2 separate regions of the Homo sapiens genome follow, and region 1 is linked to region 2. A link is a loop called in an ENCODE intact Hi-C map of the cell type or tissue named here. Cell type or tissue: heart right ventricle. All regions are shown on one strand. Each heading gives the region's core, and the rest is flanking DNA. Links, peaks and the distances in the headings are about the cores only. Region 1 overlaps STYXL1 (serine/threonine/tyrosine interacting like 1). Region 2 overlaps RHBDD2 (rhomboid domain containing 2).

Region 1 (11,534 bases), core at 1,093-9,092, 110 kb before region 2:
CAAACTCCTGACCTCAAGTGATCCACCCACCTCAGCCTCCCAAAGTGCTGGGATTATAAGCATGAGGCACTGTGCCCGGCTATTTTTTTTTTTTTTTTTTTGAGAGACAGGCTGGAGTGCAGTGATGCGGTCATAACTCTCTGTAACCTCAAACTCCTGTGGGATCCTCCCACTTCAGCCTCCTGAGTAGCCGGGAGTACAGCCATGTGCCACCATGCCTGGCGAATTTTTTATTTTTTGTAGAGACAAGGGTCTTGCTGTGTTACCCAGGCTGGTCTTGAACTCCTGGGTTCAAGCGATCCTCCCACCTTGGCCTCCCAAAGTGCTGATATCACAGGCATGAGCAGCCACTGTGCCCAACTTCTTTGAACCTTTGATTGCTAATGTACGTGTTGTTTCCGAGAGAGGAATCATAGATACAGCTGTCCGTTTGTACAGTTGTCCAGTATCCATGGAGGTTGGTTCCAGGGCCCCCAATAGATACCAAATCCTTGGATCTTCAACTCCCTGATACAAGATGGTGTAGTATTTGCGTCTAACCTAAGCGTATCGTCTCGTATACTTTATTTATTTGAGACAGAGTCTCACTCTGTTGCCAGGCTGGGGTGCAGTGGCATGATCTCATCTCACTGCAACCTCCACGTCCCAGGATCAAGTGATTCTCCTGCCTCAGCCTCCCGAGTAGCTGGGACTACAGGCATGCACCATCATGCCTGGCTAATTTTTGTGTTTTTCGTGGAGATGGGGTTTCACTCGTTGGCCAGGTTGGTCTCAAGCTCCTCACCTCAGGTGATGCGCCTGCCTCGGCCTCCCAAAGTGATGGGGTTACAGATGTGAGCCACCTCACCTGGCCCCTCTTGTGTATACTTTAAATCATCTCTAGATTATTTATAATACCTAATACAATGTACATGCTATGTAAATAATTGTTATACTGTATCGTTTAGGGAATAATGACAAGAAAAAAAGTCTGTACATGTTCTGTACAGATGCAACCATGAATTATTTTTCTGGATATTTTTCATCCAAGGTTGCTTGAATATATGGATGTGGAACACACAGATTGCATTTGGTTATCTGAACCCCTGAACCCTTTTCTCATAGTGCCTTATGGGGGACTAGTGTTTCTTAGAACACACTTTGGGAAATGTAGAGATAATCCTTGTCTGTGTTTCAAATAAACGAAAGTTTTTTGTTGTTGTTGTTGTTGTTTTGTTTTTTTTTTTTTTTTTTTGAGACGGAGTCTCATTCTGTCGCCCAGGCTGGAGTGCAGTGGCACAATCTCAGCTCACTGCAAGCTCCGCCTCCCAGGTTCATGCCATTCTCCTGCCTCAGCCTCCCAAGTAGCTGGGATTACAGGTGCCCGCCACCATGCCCGGCTAATTTTTTGTATTTTTTAGAAGAGACGAGGTTTCACCGTGTTAGCCAGGATGGTCTCGATCTCCTGACCTCGTGATCCGCCCACCTCAGCCTCCCAAAGTGCTGGGATTACAGGCTTGAGCCACTGCGCCCGGCAAACGAAAGTTTTAATGATAACTTTGGACCTGGAACTCAGGAAGCTCCCATTTAAGTAGGTGTCTTGTTCTCTCTACCCCTCTGCACATACACTGGCTTCATTTCTGGGCATGCAGGGTGGCTCACATGTGTATCCCAACACTTTGGGAGGCTGAGGCAGGAGGATCACTACAGGCCAGGAGTTCGAGGACAGCTTGGGCAACATAGTGAGACCCCATCTCTACAAAAGATAAAAGTATCAAAATTAGCTGAGTATGGTCATGCGCACCTGTAGTCCCAGCTACCTGGGAGGCTGAGGTAGGAGAAGCATTTGAGCCCAGGAAGATAAGACTGCAGCGAGCTATGATTGAGCCACTTGCACTCCAGCCTGGGTGACAGAGTGAGAGACCCTGTATCTTTAAAAAAAGAAAAGAAAAGAAAAAGATGGGTTGAGCACAGTGGCTCACGCCTGTAATCCTAGCACTTTGGGCAGCCGAGGCAGGTGGATTACTTGAGGTCAGGAGTTCAAGACCAGCCTGGCCAACATGATGAAACCTCCTCTCTCCTCCTCCACCTCCTCCCTCCTCCTCCTCCTCCTCCTCTCTCCTCCTCCTCCTCCTCTCTCCTCCTCTCTCTTCCTCCTCTCTCCTCCTCTCTCTTCCTCCTCCTCTCTCTTCCTCCTCCTCCTCCTTCTCTCTCTCTCTCGATGCTTAAATTCTGGTGGTCTTAAGAGAGCTGTCCCTCTCCATCCTCCTGAGCCCCCAGTACATGCTGGGTTGTTACAGTTCTGGGCCACAGCGTCCTCACTGCAACCTTTGTGCACCTGGCCAAGTGTAAACAGTTGCCACGGAGGGAATGGACACCAGTGCTGAGACCCAGCGCTCTGCACGATGAGGCTCAGTCCTTTCGTCATGACTCGCCCTGTGCCACCCCATGCAAGTTACCGTGTGCCAATCTCTTTCAAAGTCTGGATCTCCGTCACATTCACTGTCCTGGAACTGCCCTTTTACGCTCGTTTGCTGAGCTGTGTTTCAAGAGATAGACATCCCTCTTCCCTGAGGAATATGCTCATAGCTGCCTTTCTCCCTCCACACTTCAGGAACTGGATGCATTTCAGCCATACCCCATTGAAATCGTGCCAGGGAAGGTCTTCGTTGGCAATTTCAGTCAAGCCTGTGACCCCAAGATTCAGAAGGACTTGAAAATCAAAGCCCATGTCAATGTCTCCATGGATACAGGGCCCTTGTAAGTAAAGAGAAACTACTGATTTATATTTCATTTTATTTTTTATATAATATTTAAATTTATTTTATTTATTTTTTTTAATTTTATTATTATTACACTTTACGTTTTAGGGTACATGTGCACAATGGGCAGGTTTGTTACATATGTATACATGTGCCATGTTGGTGTGCTGCACCCATTAACTCGTCATTTAGCATTAGGTATATCTCCTAATGCTATCCCTTCCCTTTAGTTTTTATTTTATTATTATTATTTTTTGAGACGGAGTCTCACTCTGTCACCCAGACTGGAGTGCAGTGGCACAATCTCGGCTCACTGCAAGCTCCGCCTCCTGGGTTCACGCCATTCTCCTGCCTCAGCCTCCCCAGTAGCTGGGACTACAGGCGCCCGCCACCACGCCCAGCTAGTTTTTTGTATTTTTAGTAGAGATGGGGTTTCACCGTGTTAGCCAGGATGGTCTCGATCACCTGACCTTGTGATCATCCCGCCTTGGCCTCCCAAAGTGCTGGGATTACAGGCATGAGCCACCGCGCCTGGCCTATTTTATTATTTTTTGAGATGGGGTCTTGCTCTGTCACCCAGGCTGGAGTGCAGTGGCACAATCTTGGCTCACTGCAACCTCCGCCTCCAGGGTTAAGTGATTCTCCTGCCTCAGCCTCCCCAGTAGCTGGGACTAAAGGTGTGTGCCATCATACCCGGCTAATTTTTGTAGTTTTTAGTAGAGACAGGGTTTCAAAATGTTGCCTGGGCTGGTCTCGAACTCCTGACCTCAAGTGATCTGCCTGCCTTGGCCTCCCAAAGTGCTGGGTTTACAGGTGTGAGCCACCATGCTTGGCCAAGATAGGTACTTAAAAAAATTTTTTTGGCTGGGTGTGGTGGCTCACACCTGTAATCCCAGCACTTTGAGAGGCCAAGGCGGGTACATAAGCTGAGGTTGGGAGTTTGATGACCAGCCTGGCCAAAATGGTGAAACCCCATCTCTACTAAAAATATAAACATTAGCCGGTTGTGGTGGCACATGCCTGTAATCCCAGCTACTTGGGAGGCTGAAGCAGGAGAATCGCTTGAACCTGGGAGGTAGAGGTTGCAGTGAGCCGAGATCGTGCCACTGCACTCCAGCCTGGGCAACAGAGCGGGAATCTGTCTCAAACAAACAAAAAAAAAGACAAGGGTCTCGCTATGTGATCCTCCCATCTCTGTTTCCCAAATTACTGGGCTTATTCATGAGCCACCACACCCAGCCTGGATGTTTTTTTCCAGGAGAGGTTGAGTTACCTGTGCACATTCCCCCTTACACAAGCTCAGCGTCCTCCCTGTGGCCCTTCTGCTGTGATGAAAACCCCACAATGGGGATGCCTGCATTCTGCATTCCACCTGATGACCTGTGTGGTCCTTCCGTGTAGTTTTGCAGGCGATGCTGACAAGCTTCTGCACATCCGGATAGAAGATTCCCCGGAAGCCCAGATTCTTCCCTTCTTACGCCACATGTGTCACTTCATTGGTAAGGAGCGTTCCTTGGCCGGGTAGCAACTGGCCTGTGTCTGGGAAGCAGAGGGGCAGTGGAGCCTCCTTCACAGGCTTATTCTGGACCGTGATTTCCCCATGCTCTAGAGAGAAAGGGCCCAGCTCGGCATATGCTCCATCTGGGTGGGACAAGCTCCAGGACACGTCCAACTTCTGGGGAGCCCTCAGTGAAACGAGCAACCGTGGTGTTTACCTCGGGGGCAGTGGGGCCCAAGGCTCTGGCCCTGGCTAGATGGCTGTGCCCTTCTGGGCTTGTTGTAAAATGAGAGTGATGGCTACCCACAAGTGCACATGCTCATGGAGGCTCTGGGCTGAGCTCTGGGGACCAGTAGTAAATCTATCTCTCTCCATCCCCGCCTTCATCCTTGGTCTGTGGGATGTCGGTGGAATGGAAGGAAGACTACAAAGCTCTTTCAGTTCTGACTTCCAAGATTTTCTTTGTTTTTGTTTGTTGGTTGGTTGGTGGAGTTGGGGTCTTGCTATGTTGCCTAGGCAGGTCTTGAACTCCTGGCCTCAAGCGATCTTCCTACCTCAGCCTCTCAAGGTGCTGGGATTATAGGCATGAGCCACCACACCCAAGTGATGCCCACCAGTTACTTAACTCATCAAGAGTGGATTTTTTACTCATTCCTGGGGCTCCAGATTGCCAGAGGAGAGTAAGATCTGTAGAGAGAGCAGGGCTGAGTCAGGTCAGAGTCCCCACCCCATGCCTGCCTGTCTGGCACCAACAGCTCCTGGCCTGAGCCACTGTACCAGGGGCTGGAGCATGGCATTTTGGCCCAACCATCCCTTATTTTAAATTTTATTTTTCGAGACGGGGTCTGGCTTGTTCACCCAGGCTGGAGTGTAGTGGCACAATCTTGGCTCACTGCAATCTCTACTTCCTGGGCTCAAGCAATCCTCCTACCTCAGCCTCCCAAGTAGCTGGGACTACAGGCATGCACCACCACGTCCAACTAATTTTTGCATTTTTAGTAAAGATGGGGTTTTGCCATGTTGCCCAAACTGGTCTTGAACTCCTGAGCTCAAGCAATCCACCCACCTCAGCCTCCCAAAGTACTGGGATTACAGGCGTGAGCCACCACACCCAGCCCCAACCATCCTTTATTTGCCCAGTAGATGTCAAATGTTGCTCAACCAGGGCCTGAGGCTGAGACTTCCCATGTGTCCCACCTCGAGATGGCAGAGCCTTGTGGCCCAAGGAGGGACCCCATCTAGCCTGCCTCCCTGGGTAGCACTGAGCCAGTCAATAAATTAAACTGCATGCTCAGTTCCTTTATTCAGATGGTGAGGAAGGTGGCCATCGTCATCTCTGCGTCCTTCTTCAGCCCTGGCAGTCTGTGATTTTGCACTTGGTAGGCTTATCTTCAGTTCCTGAGGGTTGCCAGACCAGCCTCGGGTGCCAGCTTAGATTTCCTCTCCCTGGGCAGGACTCACAGCTTCAGGGGTGCTGTGATTAGAGCTGATATTTCTGTGCCAGGCACTGGGCTCAGCACAGAACAAAACCAAACTGTATGAAGTAGGTAGTATACTGTGATCCCGTTTTCCAGATGAGGACACCGTGGCCTCAAGTAACTTACCCTCCAGCCCGGGCAACATTGTGAGACCCCATCTGTACAAAAAAGTTAGCTGGATATGGTGGCACATGCCTGTGGTCCCAGCTACTCAGAAGGCTAAGGCGGAGGGTTACTTGAGCCCAGGAGTTCAAGGTTGCAGTGAGCTGTGATTACACCACTGCGTTCCAGCCTGGGCAACAGAGCAAGACCCAGTCTCTAAAATAAAATAAATAAAAATAGGCTGGGCACAGTGGTTCTTACCTGTCATTCCAGTACTTTGAGAAGCCAAGGTGGGCAGATCACCCGAGGTCAGGAGTTCAAGACCAGCCTGAACAACATAGTGAGACTGCATGTCTATATTGAAAAAAAAAAAAAAAAAAAAAAAATCAGGCGCAGTGGCTCATGCCTATAATCCCAGCACTTTGGGAGGCCAAGGCAGGCAGATCACCTGAGGTCTGGAGTTGGAGACCAGCCTGGCCAACATGGTGAAACCCCATCTCTATTAAAAATACAAAAAATTAGCTGGGCGTGGTGGCAGGTGCTTGTAATCCCAGGTACTCGGGAGGTTAAGCCAGGAGAATCACTTGAACCCAGGAGGCAGAGGTTGCAGTGAACTGAGATTGTGCCACTGCACTCCAGCCTGGGCAACAAGAGTGAAACTCTGTCTCAACAAAGAAAGAAGGAAAGGAGAGAGAGGAGTAGAGAGGAGAAGAAAGGGGAAAGAAGAGAGGAGATGGGGGAAGGAAAGGAAAGGAAGTAACTTGCCCAAGCCCCACGGCCAGTGAGTGGCAGTCAGGATTGGCACTCAGGCTACACTGGCTCTGTCAGCTCCTGACTGTTTTTGGGATGACGATGGTCCTGTCCGCCCCATACTGGGAGGCCAGTTGGTAGCAGAGCTTCCTGGGCTAGAAACCTGGAGTTCAGGAGAAGGTCTTTGCCTGGTGATGCTGGTTGCCCAGGCATGATTCTCTGGAACTTCCAGCCAGGTCTGAGGGATGCCCACTTGCTAGACAATGAAATGGGCTCCCAGAGAAATCATGGGACTTGCCGAGGTCACGTGGGCTGGTTTTGAACTCATGCTTGGACCACGGGCCCATGGAGGCCAGTGTCTGACAGCAACCCAGGCCCACAGGGAGGAGGGCCAGGCATGACCCAACCCCCCACTTCTTTTTGCAGAAATTCACCATCACCTTGGCTCTGTCATTCTGATCTTTTCCACCCAAGGTATCAGCCGCAGTTGTGCCGCCATCATAGCCTACCTCATGCATAGTAACGAGCAGACCTTGCAGGTATGCGTTCCCCGGGCCAGGCTCGCACCACGGCCACCCCCTGGGAGGTGAGGTCAGAGCGCAACCTGGGAGGAGTGGGGCCCCAGCACTGCTTTGGGAGGAAGAATCCCAGATAACTCCAAGTCTAGGGTGCTCCCCAGTCCGCGTCACCCAAGGGCAAGGCCCCAGTGTTGCATGCTTGAGGCCTGAGGCTGGATATGCAGGGCTGGCCCAGGGACTCAGGCCAGGTCAGGCTGTCCTGCAGCCCCCACTGCTGTCAGGCCGTCCACCTGTGTTTGTTTGGTGTTGCCCAAGGGAGAACTGCTTGGAGTCCCAGAGCTGCAGCACAGGCGCCCACCCACTCCCGTCTATCTCCCTGTACCTTGGGCGCAGGGTCCAGAGAAGAGAGGGAAGCAGGGACCCATCGCAGCAAACCCAGGCGGAACTCGGAGCTCCTAACTCACAGCACCTTTCTCGAGGGCCTGCCCTGCCTGTCACAGCCTGTTCGTGATCCCCAGAGGGCTTGATAGGACCTACAAAGCCCCAACATTTGCCCAGGGATGTTTTTGGGGGAAGGAGAGGGACAAAGAATAAAACTCGTTGGCCAGTGGCTTCGGTTGTTGCCCCCATGTGCACTTTGGGGGTGAAGTTGTAGGCTAGAAAGTCCTTTTTTTTTTTTTTTTTTTTTTTTTGAGATGGAGTCTTGTTCTGTTGCCCAGGCTGGAGTGCAGTGGTGCAATCTCCACCTCCTGGGTTCAAGCGATTCTTGAACCTCCACTGCACCCTCTGCCTCCTGGGTTCAAGCGATTCTCCTGTCTCTGCCTCCCGCGTAGCTGGGATTACAGGTCCGTGTCACCATGCCCGGCTAATTTTTGTATTTTTAGTAGAGACAGGGTTTCACCATCTTGGCCAGGCGATGTGTGGGGTGGTGGTGGGGGATGGGTGGTTTACGATTCTTCCTCCAGGGCCTGTTCTGACCCAGCGAGGACATAGTAAGCCTTTTGACTGCACAGCTCTGCCCCTCACACCACTTTAAAAAAAATTGTGGTTAAAATATACATAACAGGCCGGGCGCGGTGGCTCACGCCTGTAATCCCAGCATTGTGGGAGGCCGAGGCGGGCAGATCACCTGAGGTCAGGAGTTCAAGACCAGCCTGGCCAACATAGTGAAACCCCCTCTACTAAAAATACAAAAATTAGCTGGGCGTGGTGGTGCGTGCCTGTAATCCCAGCTACTCTGGAGGCTGAGGCAGGAGAATCGCTAGAAGCTGGGAGGCAGAGGCAGCAGTGAGCTGAGATTGCACCATTGTACTCCAGCCTGGGTGACAAGAGCGAAACTCTGTCTCAAAAAAAAATATACACACACACACACACACACACACACACACACACACACACATACACACACACACACACACAACAAAAAAATTACCATCTTAACTATTTTAAAATGTATAGCTTAGGAGCATTAAGTACATTCACATTATTGTACAACTAATCTCCCAAACTTTTCCATCTTGCAAACCTGAAACAGCAACTCTTTACTTTCCCCTCTTCATCGCCCCGTGGGAACCACCATTCTACTTTTTGTCTCTGTGAATTTGACTACTCTAGGTACCTTATATAAGTTCCTTCCTTTTAAGGCTGAATAATATTCCATTATATGTGTGGAATTCACCAATAAACCCATCTAGGCTGGGTGCTTTCTGTTTTGGAAGGTTACTAATTATTGATTCAATTTATTATTGTTATTTTATTTATTTATTTTTTTTTGAGACGGAGTCTCGCTCTGTCACCCAGGCTGGAGTACAGTAGCACAATCTCGACTCACTGCAAGCTCTGCCTCCCGGGCTCATGCCATTCTTCTGCCTCAGCCTCCCGAGTAACTGGGACTACAGGCATCTGCCACCACTCAATTTCTTTAATATATGTAGGCCTATTCAGATTGTCTGTTTCTTCTTGTGTGAGTTTTGGCAGTCTGTGTCTTTCAAGGAATTGATCAATCACATTTGTGGATATGAATATTCTTCTATTATCCTTTTAATGTCTGTGGGATCTGTAGCAATGTCTTCTCTTTCACTTCTGTATTAGTAATTTGTGTCTTCTGTTTAAGTTAGCCTGGCTAGCGGTGTATCGATTTTATTGATCTTTTCAAAGAACCGGCTTTTGGTTTTTTTGATTTTCTCTATTGATTTCCTGTTTTCAATTTCATTCTTTGCATGGCGTATCTAGTTTTCCTAGCACCATTTGTTGAAATGACTGTCCTTTTCCCCCATCGAATGGTCTTGGCATACTATCAAAAATTCCTTGACAGGCCCGGTGCAGTGGCTCACACCTGTAATCCCAGCAGGTTGGGAGGCAGAGGTGGGCAGATCACCTGAGGTCAGGAGTTTGAGACCAGCCTGGCTGACATGGCAAAACCTCGTCTCTGCTAAAAATACAAAAATGAGCCAGGCGTGGTGGCACATGCCTGTAATCCCAGTTACTTGGGAGGCTGAGGCACAAGGATCACTTGAACCCAGGAGGCGGAGGTTGCAGTAAGCTGAGATTGCACAATTGCACTCCAGCCTGGGCAACAGAGTGAGACTCAGTCTCAAAAAAAAAAAAAATTGCTTGACCATATAGGTAAGGGTTTATTTCTAGGCTAGGCTGGCTATTCTATTCCACTAGTCTCTTTGTCTTCATGTCCATACCATACTGTTTTGATTACTGTAGTTTTGTTAGACTAAGGTTTGAAATCAGGAAGTGTGAGACCTACAACTTTGTTCTTCTTAAATATTTTTTATGGGGTCCTTTGAGATTCCATATGAATTTTAGGATGGATTTTTCTATTTCTACAAAAAATGTTGTTGGGATTTTGATAGGGATTGCCTTAAACCTGTGGATTACTTTGAGTTGTATTGGCATCTTAATAATATTAAGCTTTCCAACCCATGAACACAGGATGTCTTTTCATTTGTTTGTACCTTTAATTTCTTTCAGCACTGTTTTGGAGTTTTCAGTGTACAAGTCTTTTGCCTCCTTGGTTAAATATTTTATTCTTTTTGATGCTACTGTAAATGGAATTGTTTTCTTAATTTCCTTTTTGAATTGTTTAGTATATAGACATGCAACTAATTTTTGCATGTTGGTTTTGTATCCTGCATCCTTGCTGAATTTATTAGCTGTGTGTGTGTGTTGTGTGTGTGTGTAATCTTTAGGGTTTTCTACATATGAAATCATGTCATCTTCAAACCAGAGGTAAGGTTACTTCTTCCTATCCATTGTAGATGCCTTTTATTTCTTTTTCTTGCCTCATTGTTCTGGCTAGGACTTCTAGGACTATGTTGAACAGAAGTGATGAAAGCAAGCACCCTTGCCTTGTTCCCGATCTTAGAGGAAAAACTTTATCTTTCGCCATTGAGTGTGATGTTAGCTGTGGGCTTCTCATATATGGCCTTTATCAGGTTGACATCACTTCCTTCCTTTTTTGTTTTTGAGACAGAGTCTTGCTCTGTCACCCAGGCTGGAGTGCAGTGGTGCAATCTCGGCTCACTGCAACCTCCGCCTCCCAGGTTCAAGCAATTTTCCTGCCTCAGCCACCCAAGTAGCTGGGATTACAGGCATGTGCCACCATACTTGGCTAATTTTTGCATTTTTTTAGTAGAGACAGGGTTTCGCCACATTGGCCAGGCTAGTCTCGAACTCCTGACCTCAGGTGATCCACCCGTCTCGGCCCCCCAAAGTGCCAGGATTACAGGCATGAGCCACTGTGCCTGGCCATTTCCTTCTGTTCCTAGTTTTAGGCACCACTCTTGCCTTTCCCTTTTTCGTTTGTCCTCAATCCAGATGGAGACCAGGTGCTCACCCTCCTTCATGCAGCAACACTTCCTGTACTTTAAGGTGGATGCCTGAAGGAGGGCAGCTTGAATTTTCTTCTTCAGAGAATTTGCCCACAGTTCTCTTCCTCTTTCCATTAATTTGTCCAGTCACAATGCAAACCTTTGTTGAGACTGCACTAGGCTTGGCATAGTGTTTGCCATCCACAGGTGGTTTCATGTATATTGTCTTAATCTTCCCAGAAGCTGTTTGAAATAGGAATTATTTCTGTCACCAGATTTAGAAGCAGAGGGGCTTGCCCAAGGCAGAGTCAGCTCCCATGACTCCCAGCACTGATGCATTCATGCCAGGCTGCCCTGTTTCTGCATCCAGCCCTTAAGCCGTGTTGCTGGCACTGTGCAAGTGCCTCCTGTCTCTGAAAGCTGCCTCTGATCCAAGTGGAAAGGGCCCAGGACCAATCGTGAAGTTCACTTTCTCTCTTTGTATTCATAGAGGTCCTGGGCCTATGTCAAGAAGTGCAAAAACAACATGTGTCCAAATCGGGGATTGGTGAGCCAGCTGCTGGAATGGGAGAAGACTATCCTTGGAGATTCCATCACAAACATCATGGATCCGCTCTACTGATCTT
Region 2 (11,534 bases), core at 1,411-9,410:
CATCTTCCTAGCTCATCTTTCCAGCTCTCCCTGTCCTGTCCTGGACCTCTGGGCCTTTCCCCAGGACCTTCTCCCCTACCTTTTGTGTTTGAGAGAGTCTCGCTCTGTCACCCAGGCTGGAGTACAGTGTCACGATCTTGGCTCACTGCAACCTCTGCTTCCCAGGTTCAAGTGATTCTCCCACCTCAGCCTCCCAAGTAGCTGGGACTGTAGGCGCCTGCCACTACACCTGGCTAATTTCTTTTGTATTGTTTGGTAAAGACGGGGTTTCGCCATCTTGGCCAGGTGCAGGTCTCCAACTCCTGATCTCAAGTGACCCACCGAACTGGGCCTCCCAAAGTGCTGGGATAACAGGCGTGAGCCACCACACCTGGCCTAAATTAGCCAGGCATGGTGGCGCATGACTGTAATCCCAGCTACTCGGGTGGCTGAGGCACGAGGATTGCTTGAACCTGGGAGGCGGAGGTTGCAGTGAGAAAGCAAACCTCCTTCTCTTTGCTGGCTTCCTCGAGAGGGCAGAGAGGGGAAGAGTGTGGGGCACTCAGGTCGTGGGACATCTGGGCTCCCTCCTTTCAGTGGGGAGTCTGGCTCTGTCCTCCCCAACCTCTACCGGTAGGTAACCTTTCTGTGCACCTGGAGCCCTGTGAGTGAACAAAATATGGACCACACCTGGGAGCAACAAAGGACTCACAGGAGCCTCAAGGGTTTTAAATTGCCTTTCCTGCCAACCGCAGGAATGCGCCCTGGCCAGGCATAGAGAGGAGGAGTGGGCCTGTCACATGGCACTGAGAAAGTGCAGCTCACCTTTCCGCCGAGATGCCAGCCACGTGAAAGAGCCAGTCCCCCGGGGTGAGGCCTGGGGCTCAGGCACTGGGCTCAGACTCCCTGGCCCCAGTTCTGTGCACAGTAAAATGATCAGAGAAACCTTATCGTGGTCACTACCACCCACAGCGTCAAGTTGAAACCCTCAGGCTGGCCTTCCAAGCCCTTCCCACCCCGGCCTGGGTGGCCTCTCCACGTCCTCTGAGCCAGCCCTGTGTAATCTCCCACACTCCACTTTCTTGTCCTAACAGGCGGGACACAGCTGTTTTTGGTGCACACCGCCCTCTTCCCCTGGAACGTCTTTTTCTTTTCTTTTTCTTTCTTTTTTTTCTGAGACAGTATTTCTCTGTCACCCAGGCTGGACTGCAGTTGCACAATCTCGGCTCACTGTAACCTCTCGTGTTCAAGCAATTATCCTGCCTCAGCCTCCTGAGTAGCTGGGATTACAGGTGTGCACCAGCACACCCAGCTAATTTTTGTATTTTGAGCAGAGATGGGGTTTCGCCATGTTGGCCAGGCTGGTCTGGAACGCCTGACCTCGTGATCCAGCAGCCCTGGCCTCCCAAAGTGCTGGGGTTACAGTCGTGAGCCACCACGCCCAGCCTGGAACATCTTTTTCTACGTTCCATAGGTCTGGCCAGCCCTTGAGGCCAGCAGAGACCTTGCCTGGGTCCTACAGGACTGGCTGCTTCTCCCAGAACTGGTACCTCCTGGCATTACCGTGGGTTTCTGTCTCCCTTAGAGACTGTGCTGGGACCAGGTCTTAGTCACCTCTGTGTCCCCAGCCCCTGGGATAAGGCCAGAATGTAGTACATGCTCAGTAATTATTTGATGAGAGAATGAATGAGTGAGCGAATGAATGAATGCGTGAAAGGGTGAGGGAGGGGGTGACCAGGACTCAGGCTCCTGGGATCTGTGGCCTTTGGCTGTGAGTTCCCCATTAGGCCAGGCAGACAGGTCATCAGGACGCAGAGCACCAAGCAATAAGCATGGGTGGGGCCTCCCAAGCCCACGCTGTCCTTGTGCAGATGTCCAGGGCAACAAACATTTATTGAGCACCTGCTGTTTGCATCACCCGTGCCATGCTCCTGCAGCCACTTTGTCATGTTGGGTGGGCGTGCTTGGCCCATTCCCTCCTGGCTCTCTGTTCTCCCTGTCCACCTGGAAGCTCTTCACCTGCTTCTCTTCTTGGATTCCTTCAGGTCTCAGCAGAAATGTCACCTTCCCAGGGAGGCCATCCTTGACCACTGGATTTACAGTTGCTGCTCTTTTTTTTTTTTTCTGTGACAGAGTCTCACTCTGTTGCCCAGGCTGGAGTGCAGTGGTGCGATCTCAGCTCACTGCAACCTCCACCTCCTGGATTCGAGTGATTCTCCCGCCTCAGCCTCGCGGGTAGCTGGGACTAGAGGCGCCCGCCACCACGCCCGGCTAATTTTTTTTTTTTTTTTTTTTAGTAGAGATGGTTTTTCACTATGTTGACCAGACTGGTCTTGAACTCCTGACCTCAAGTGATCTGCCCGCCTCAGCCTCCCAAAGTGTGGGATTACAGGCGTGAGCCACTGTGCCCGGCATGTTCTTTAAATGAAAGAATGATTCAGTAAACAGATGGGCGTGTGAAGGAATGACATAGCTCAACCCACGGCTCCCACAGCCTTTATCTTGCCTTGTAATTACCTGCAAATCAACTTCCTACACGGTACTCAGTTCCTTAGAGCAGGGGTTCGCAACCTCAGGGACCACCAACTGGCACCAGTCTACCCATCTGTCACTGTCTCCCATCACCCCCAGATGGGACCCTCTAGTTGCAGGAAAACAAGCTCAGGGCTCCCACTGATTCTGCATTATGGTGAGTTGTATAATTATTTCATTGTATATTAACAATGTAATAATAAAGTGCACAATAAATGGAATGCACTTGAATCATCCTGAAACCATCCCCATACCTGTCTGTGGAAAAATTATCTTCCACGAAACCGGTCCCTGGTGCCAAAAAAGTTGGGGACCACTGCCTTAGAGTATAAGGGCAAGCCTTTCTTCTGATGTCCGCGCTGAGGAGCAGAGCCTACCTGAGGTTTGCAGAGCGAGCAGGGCATGAATCTGCTTCTCTGCTGCCCTCCGCCAACCGAGCAGGGAAACTGATAATGTCTGGAAGCTTCTCTGGCCGCTGTGGGTCCTGCCCTGTCTGGGGATGGGAGGGGAGGGGTTTCCAGCATGTTGGGGGTAATGCTTTCACTTATGCTTAATGAGCTGTGCTCTCCATCCTCCTAACAGCCAGAGGACATGGTTAGTACCCTCCCACCCTCCCTCCACAGCCCCCCTCTCTTTCCATGGAAGGGTTGGTCCTCAGGATCCTGCTGATCCCCAGCTTGTCAGGCCATGCTGGGCTGGGGGCCTCCTCTGCGCCCCTGAAGTGCTGCTTCGCCCCATCACAGCTTTGCAGGGCACTGAATGACAAATGTTTTTTTTTGAGAGGGAGTCTTGCTCTGTCACCCAGGCTGGAGTGCAGTGGTGTGACCTCAGTTTGCTGCAACCTCTGCCTCCTGGGTTCAAGCAATTCTCTTGCCTTGGCCTCCCGAGTAGCTGGGACTACAGGCGTGTGCCACCATGCTCAGCTAATTTTTTTTTTTGAGATGGAGTCTCACTCTGTCACTCAGGCTGGAGTGCAGTGGCATGATCTCGGCTCACTGCAACCTCCGCCTCCCTGCCTCAGCCTCCCGGATAGCTGTGATTACAGGCGCCCACCACCACGCCCGGCTAATTTTTGTAAATAGAGACAGGGTTTCACCATCTTAGCCAGGCTGGTCTTGAATTCCTGACCTCGTAATCCACCAGCCTTGGCCTCCCAAAGTGCTAGGATTACAGATGTGAGCCACTGCGCCCGGCCAATTTTTGCATTTTTAGTAGAGATGGGATTTCACCATGTTGGCCAGGCTGGTCTTGAACTCCTGACCTCAAGCGATCCGCCCACCCAGACCTCCCAAAGTGCTGGAATGACAGGCGTGAGTCACTGAGCCCGGCCTGAATGATAATTATTTTCCATTTCTTCTGCTCCAATGAGCTCCCCAAGGGCGGGCATCACCTATTCATCCGTTCATTCCACTCATATTTATTGAGTGCCAGGCCCCATGCTAGGGGCTCCCTGCGCACATGGGGCTCATCATCATTGAGCCTCCGGCTTGGCACAGAATCAGTGAATGGTTTCCGGACATGGGCATATTAGTGGATGATTTGACAGGCAAATGGGAGAAGGGGTTGGGATGGCCTCCAGAGCTTCCAAAATGCACGTGAGGGTGAGAAAGGGTCCCACTGTGAGCTGACTCCAGGCTGTGTTGTGCATTGTGGCCAGACTAAGGAAAAGTCCCAAGGAACAAAGAGATTTAAAAACCAGGGCCACACACAGTGGCACACCCTCTCACCCCAGCGCAGGCCCCTTCTTGCTCATGTCTGAGGCCCCCCCAGGCGTGGGCCCGTCACGGCCCCACCCTCACCAGGCTGGATGGGCTTGGGGTTCTGTCTTATACATGTCCAAAGACCTAAAACCTATCAGAAAGCCAGTCTAGAATGGGCCATCCAGCTCCTGGGATAAATGAAGGCCACGTGTTACTAGGTCCACAAAACACCAGGCAGCTGGCATGCCTTCTCAACACAGCCTGCCGTGAGGAGCCCCAGCTGTCCTCAAGGGCTGGCCAGGTGAGTGACAGCTCAGCCACACTCATCAGTGCCCTGCACTGTCTCATAGAGGCCCCCCGCCCCTCACTCCTGGTTCCTGGTCAACATGGCCAACAGGAGACACTGGTGGTAAAGCCAGCGTCTTCTCCCGTCTTGCTTCAGGGACATCGCCAGCAGTGCCCATGTCCTTCTTGGCACAGCCCTGCCAGCAGCCCTCCTAACTGTAGTCCCAGCTTCTGGGCTCTGGCAACACCCCTCTCTCTCAGGGCAGCAGTGGCTCCTGCTGGTACCCATCTCAGTTGCCTGCTCCCCACGAGACCCCCATTCCTGACCCACTGGGCCCTGGTCACCTGCCTGACCTGGCCCTGGTGCATCTCTCCTCTCTGCCGCCACACCACACATTGCCACTGCCCAGATCTCAGCGCACTCCCTCTTCCCCAGCCAGACCACAAAGGAAGCACACGCCAGCACGGCAGGTCAGAGGCTGTTTCTTTATACAAAGGCAGACAACATGGACACCTCAGCATGCTGCTGCAGTTCATGGGGGCCCATCCCACCGCTTCTGGGGAGAGGAATCGGGGTGGGGGCGCCCGCAGCAGGGGAGAGACACTACACAGGCCTGGGACCGCCAAGCACACCAGCTGCGAGCTCCTGAAGGGCAGACACATGGACACACGGACACTGAAACCACGAGCACGGCACAGCCACAGGGAGGAATGGTGGAGCTGGGGACAGACATCGGCAGCTACTGCCAACTGCTGCCCTCTTCTGCCACGAGTTCCTTGGCGAGGAGCCTTGTCCGTGTTACTAAAGAGCCACGTGACTTTATCTGATGGCAGAACGTCTCGCTTTCTGCATCTGTAAGCTGGGCCAGTACACCGTACTCCACAGGGCTGCCGTGAGTACAGATGAGACTGAAACAGGGGCATTGATCAAAGTACCCAACACAGAGCCTGGCACATAGAGGTGTTCAATAAGTAACTTTTGTCAGGAGACTCTTAGGGAGGACCTTCAGAAGGCCAAGTGAGATGACTTCCCTAGAAATTCTCTCAGGGCATGGGGACCCTGGAGGACTCCTTGGAGCCTGCAGCCCCTGGTGTGCCCAAGGCCCCAGAATACACCGTGCCAGGGCTGTTCACAGGCGTGGGGGGCTGGATGCCCAGGGAGGTGCCCGCAGAAGCTGGGTAGACACTGGAGGAGGTGGGGTTTGGACCAAAGTGGTTCTGCACATAGCACAGGCCGGAGGCAGGCTGGTACGGAGGCAAGGTGGGCATGTGCCCGGGGGTGCAGGAGGGCCAGGAGGCCAGCTTCTGACCACTGGCGTGCTGCGTCTGGGACACAGGGTGGCTTGGGGACAGGTGAGGGTGGCAGCTCTGTGTGGGGTAGGAGCCAGGCACCGGGTTCAGTCTGGAATGGAACAAGAGAGAAAATGGTCCTTCAGCGAGTCTTGGCAAGGTCATGGCATCTTGTGCTTGAGGTTGCCCCCGCTTTCTAGTACAACATGCCTTGGATGTTTTCTGTGACTTGCTCTAAGTACCAAGTGGGAGAAAGGTTAACCTCAACCAATCAGACCACAGATGCCCAGGGAGGGTGGGGCCAGTTGCAGTCCTGCAGCAAGGGAGTTGTATGAAAGGACACTGGACCTGCCACTGAGACCACCGGAGGGGTGACCTGCTCACAGCAGCTTCTAAACCAGATGGAGCGTTGGGACCAGGTCACAGCTGCCAGTGCCTGTGTGGCTGGCTCGACAATTCTGCCCAAAGAGAACGGATTCAGGCTGGGCATGGTGGCTCACACCTGCAATCCCAGCACTTTGGGAGGCCAAGGCGGGTGGATCATCTGAGGTCAGGAGTTCGAGACTAGCCTGGCCAACATGATGAAACCCGGTCTCTACTAAAAATTAAAAAAAAAAAATTAGCCAGGTGTGGTGGCAGGCGCCTGTAGTCCCAGCTACTCAGAAGGCTGAGGCAGGAGAATCGCTTGAACCTGGGAGGCAGAGGTTGCAGTGAGCCAAGATTGTGCCACTGCACTCCAGCCTGGGTGACAGAGCAAGACTCTGTCTCAAAAAAAAAAATTGTTTTTTTTTTTTTTTAATTAGCCAGGTCTGGTGGCATATGCTTCTAGTCCCAGGTACTTAAGAGGCTGAGGTAGGAGGACTGCTTAAACCCAGAAGTTTGAGGCTGCAGTGAGTTATGACTGTGCCACTGCACTCCAGCCTAGGCAACAGAGCAAGACCATGTGTAAAAAAAAAAAAAAAAAAAAAATTATCTATCAACAAGAGCCTCTGAGGAGACAAGCTGTCCAAACGGCCATCTTGCTGACAAAATAAACATGCGTGTCATGACATGGCCCTGGACCCACTGTCAGGCTGCCTGAAACACAATATTCTGAGTGTCTGCAGCAGGCACCAGACCTGAGGGACTGGACTCCATGTCACGTGGGGAACACAGAAGGAACACCATCTTCCTCTTAAACCCTAAGATCTGCCTGTCACAGTGAGGCAGGATCAGACCTGGCACTGGGTGTGGCAGTGTCTGTGAGGCTGATTGCAATTCAGCATGGAAGAACTCTTTTTTTTTTTTTTTGAGACGGAGTCTCGCTCTTTTGCCCAGGCTGGAGTGCAGTGGCGCGATCTCGGCTCACTGCAAGCTCCACCTCCCAGGTTCACACCATTCTCCTGGCTCAGCCTCCCGAGTAGCTGGGACTACAGGTGCCCACCACCGCACATGGCCAATTTTTTGTATTTTTAGTAGAGATGGGGTTTCACCGTGTTAGCCAGGATGGTCTCGATCTCCTGATCTCGTGATCCACCCGCATCAGCCTCCCAAAGTGCTGGGATTACAGGTGTGAGCCACCGCGCCCGGCCCTTCAGCATGGAAGAACTTTCTCATCAGGGCCAGTCTTGGAGAGTGAGCTCTTGTATGTGAGATACAGCTGGAGACCACCATCAGCTATTACAGAGGGGATTCCTTGGTGACAGACAGTTCTCCAGATTCAATGAGAACAACTAAAACCCACAAAACACCTAGTCCTAAATGTACAGTCTCCCCCACATTGAGACCCCAGGAATTACTTGCCTGAAGCAATAATGCGGTGAGTCCGCATTTCTGTTTTCCCAGCAGCCCTCCTGGCCTTTTAGAAAAATAGTCCAAGGGCTCTGAGCTGTTGACAGCTGGGAGCACCTCTTGGAAGAAGCTCTAAGGGCAGCTTCCTATTCAACAAAAACCCCACATCCAGGCCAGCGTGCAGGGGAAAATTTACTCCACAGCTGGTGGCGGGCCAAAAAGGGCCAAGGACCAAGCACCTTGCCTTCTGATACACTTTGGATGTTTCCTCTGCTCCAAATCATGTGCTGAAATGGATCTTTAGCCGGGTATAGTGGCACGCGCCTATAATTCCAAGTACTTGGGAGGCTGAGACAGGAGAATCACTTGAACCCAGGAGGTGGAGGTTGCAGTGAGCTGAGATCACGCCACTGCACTCCAGCCTGGGCCACAGAGTGAGACTCCATTTCAAAAAAAAAGAAACGTGATTCCCAGTGTTCCAGCACTAGAGGTGGAGCTCAGTGGGAGGCGTCTGGGTCACGGGGGCAGACCTTGCGTGAGTGGCTTGGCTTCTTCCCCGTAGTAATGAGTTCTCCCTCTGAGTTTAGGTAAGAGCTGGGTGTTTAAGAGCCCAGCACCTCCCTCCCTCTCTCAATGTGTGGTGCCGCCTCCCCTTGCCCTATGATTGGAAGCTGCCTGAGGCCGGTGCCATGATCCTAGTGTAGCCTACGAAGCCATGAGCCAAATAAACCTCTTTTCTTATAAATGACCCAGGCTCAGGTATTTCTTTATAGCAATACAAAATGGATGAACACGCCTTTCCCAGCGAGCTCCTTTTTTGGGGGGAGGACCACTGAAGGAAAGAAAAAATCCTACACTGTGAGGTCTCAGCATGGACAGAAACCAGCGGAGAACTCAGAGGCAGGAGGCACTGGGAACAGGGGAGAGGGAGGGAGGTGGCCTCCTAAGCAGGGGACGTGCTTCCAGATGGCCCCTCTCCTGACTCTGTTACCTGGAAACAGAGTGGGTGAGAAAGACCCTTGTCTTCTTTGGGCCTCCTCTATAAAATGAAGCAGCCAGGCCACACAAGCTCTGGCGGCTTACCAGCACTTTCCATCTGTGAGTTAATCAGCCAACTGGAAAACAGTAAACCTCACCAGAAAACCTGGGCTGGGCCACCTCCTAAGCAGCCTAGTTGGCTGTGTGGACTGTCTGCACCTTTTTTTTTTTTTTTTTCTTGGGAGACAGTGTCTTGCTCTGTCAACCAGGCTGGAGTGCTGTGGTGTGATCTCGGTGCACTGCAACCTCCACCTCCCAGGTTCGAGTGATTCTCCTGCCTCAGCCTCCTGAGTAGCTGGGATTACAGGCAACCACCACCACGCTTGGATAATTTTTGTATTTTTAGCAGAGATGGGGTTTCATCACGTTGGCCAGGCTCGTCTCAAATTCCTGACCTTATATGATCTGCCCACCTTGGCCTCCCAAAGTGCTGGGATTACAGGCGTGAGCCATCGCACCCAGCCCTATCTGCACTTATCGAGGCTATTGTGTGTCACAGCCCAGGCTGACCTGCAGCAGGTATGTGTCTAATGTCAATTAGATGGGGGCCCTCCTGCCCAGCCTATCTACAAGTCACTCAGGATCACATGTTAAGTGTCCTCAAATGCCTTCCCTTTCCTGCTGTTGCTACTTCAGAAGCAGTTGTGCAGAATCCAGAATGCTCAGAAGACATCTGTGCATTATTTTCCAATCTGCCGCACCTCATTTCTTTATCACTTACGGCAATAAACCAGCCACACCCTCTGCATGCCCTGGAGTTGCTTTAATAATAAGGTTAGGCCAGGCTCAGTGGCTCACACCTGTAATCCCAGTACTTTGAGAAATCAAGGAAGGATGGATTGAGACCAGGAGTTTGAGACCAGCCTTGGTAACACAGTGGAGACCCTGTCCCTACAAAAAATTTAAGTTAGCTAGGCATGATGGTATGTGCCTGTAGTCTCAGTTACTTGGGAGGCTGAGGTGGGAGGATCACTTGAGTCCACGAGTGTGAGGCTGTAGCGGGCTATGATCATACCACTGCAATCCAGCCTGGGCAACAGGGCAAGACCCTGTCCTCAAATAAAAAAAAGAATAAAAAAACAGAATAAGATTTGACAGCATTTGGCCGGGGGCAGTGGCTCACGCCTGTAATCCCAGCACTTTGGGAGGCCGAGGCAGGTAAATCACAAGGTCAGGAGTTCGAGACCAGCCTGGCCAACATGGTGAAACCCCATCTCTACTAAAAATACAAAAAAATTAGCTGGATGTAGTGGTGGGCACCTGTAATCCCAGACACTGAGGAGACTGAGGCAGAAGAATCACTTGAACCTGAAGCAGAGGTTGCAGTGAGCCGAGATTGTGCCACTGCACTACAGCCTGGGTGACAGAGTGAGACTCCGTCTCAAAAAAAAAAAATAATTTTTTTTTTAAAAAAGATTTAACAGCACTTAAGAGTTCTGTCACTTACTTCCGGCTCTGGGCTGCCCTCCTCTCGGCTGAAGACCCTGAGACGTACTTGAACACGGATATCCTCCTCATCAGGCTGAAGGGGAAGGTCTGATCGAGCTTCAGTGCCACTCGCTCTGAGAGGTCGATGGAATAGCAGTAGGTGAGGCCATCTGAGGTTGGCGTGTTAAGTGAAACTGGAGGCAGCAAAGGGAGGAGGGCCGAACACTCCCCGGGGAGAACACAGGTTCCCACTCACTCTACAGAAGCCTTCATGCTTAGCACGCTGCACACTCTGGCTGGAGTTTGCAGCTCAGGGGAAACCCAGAGCCAAAGGTTTGTTTTTTTTTTTGAGATGGAGTCTCACTCTAGCAGCCCAGGCTGGAGTGCAGTGGTGTGATCTTGGCTCACTGCAAGCTCCGCCTCCCAGATCACACCATTCTCCTGCCTCAGCCTCCAGAGTAGCTGGGACTACAGGTGCCCGTCACCACACCCAGCTAATTTTTGTATTTTCAGTAGAGACAGTGTTTCACCATATTGGCTAGGCTGGTCTTAAACTCCTGACCTCGTGATCTGCCTGCCTCAGCCTCCCAAAGTGCTAGTATTACAGGCGTGAGCCACTGCGCCTGACCCCAGAGCCAAAGGTTTCTACTCACTGTGCCTCACCGGGAATGAATGCGCCCAGCAGCAGGGGGTATTAATGCTGTCCCTTCTCCTACACCCATGTGTGCCACCACTTGCACCCTTCTAGCCACTGCAGTCAGTCAGAAGCCAGGACATGCCTCTGCTGGTGTAGCAGGATAAGGCAGGAGGCTGTACCAGTATCATCCTGAGGGACTAACACCTCGTCCTTTTATCTCAAATAGAGGGCACCTGCCTCAGTGCGACCATGTGAGCTTCATGTGGGCCTCTCTGGCTGTGCTTCCTCCATACCCTGTCACCATCCCCAGCAACTTGGTGGTATCCTGGTCGTCTGACCTAAGTCACCCACCACTGATTAGGCAGCCACAAAGATTCAGCCTTTGAATAAAGGCTATGCTAGACTCTCCCGAAAAGAGCTTAGAAACAAACCTCAAGTTTCAAGCCAATCTTCAAGTAAGTTAACCGCCTATCAGAACAAAAGTCAACATTTTTTAAAGGAAAACAACAAAATCTAGAGCCCCTAATACAGCATTCAGTGTCTAGCATAAAATAAAAAATTACCAGATATGAAAAAAAAAGTAAAAAAAAATTATGATCAGATATGACTCGGCCACGGTGGCTCACACCTGTAATCCTAGCACTTTGGGAGGCCACGGTGGGTAGATCACCTGAGACCAGGAGTTCAAGACCAGCCTGGGCAACATGGTGAAACCCTGTGTCTACTAAAAAGAAAATATAAAAATTAGCCGGGTGTAGTGGTGCACACCTGTAGTCCCAGCTACTCAGGGGGCTGAGGCAGGATTGCTTGAGCCCAGGAGGCAGAGGTTGCAGTGAGTTGAGATCCTGCCACTGCACTCCAGCCTGGGTGACAGA

Evidence for each region. A loop is a pair of places that touch in the nucleus more often than their neighbours do. Peaks named below come from ENCODE experiments on the same cell type or tissue, not always from the same donor. Only the 100,000 strongest peaks of a DNase experiment are listed, where the experiment ranks them.
Region 1: a loop joins it to region 2, with 3.0 times the contacts of the local background. A loop is called at or near these places in 37 of 110 quality-filtered maps.

The regions. Positions count from the first base shown.
Region 1 is chr7:75,996,464-76,007,997 of GRCh38, reverse strand. STYXL1 (serine/threonine/tyrosine interacting like 1) reads left to right here. Exons shown (of 9, transcript NM_001317785.2): 6 at 2,594-2,739; 7 at 4,143-4,240; 8 at 6,996-7,108; 9 at 11,399-11,534. The coding sequence ends at 11,530. Among named protein-coding and RNA genes, the nearest start is that of TMEM120A, 7.6 kb to the right of the region's middle. RefSeq lists an enhancer at 6,693-7,193. In heart right ventricle, for the core only: no CTCF peak of the experiment used is centred there; no DNase peak of the experiment used is centred there.
Region 2 is chr7:75,882,356-75,893,889 of GRCh38, reverse strand. RHBDD2 (rhomboid domain containing 2) reads right to left here. Exons shown (of 4, transcript NM_001040456.3): 3 at 10,042-10,192; 4 at 4,964-5,898. The coding sequence ends at 5,541. Among named protein-coding and RNA genes, the nearest start is that of RHBDD2, 9.1 kb to the right of the region's middle. In heart right ventricle, for the core only: no CTCF peak of the experiment used is centred there; a DNase peak (open chromatin) is centred at 5,285; H3K27ac peaks cover 1,297 bases.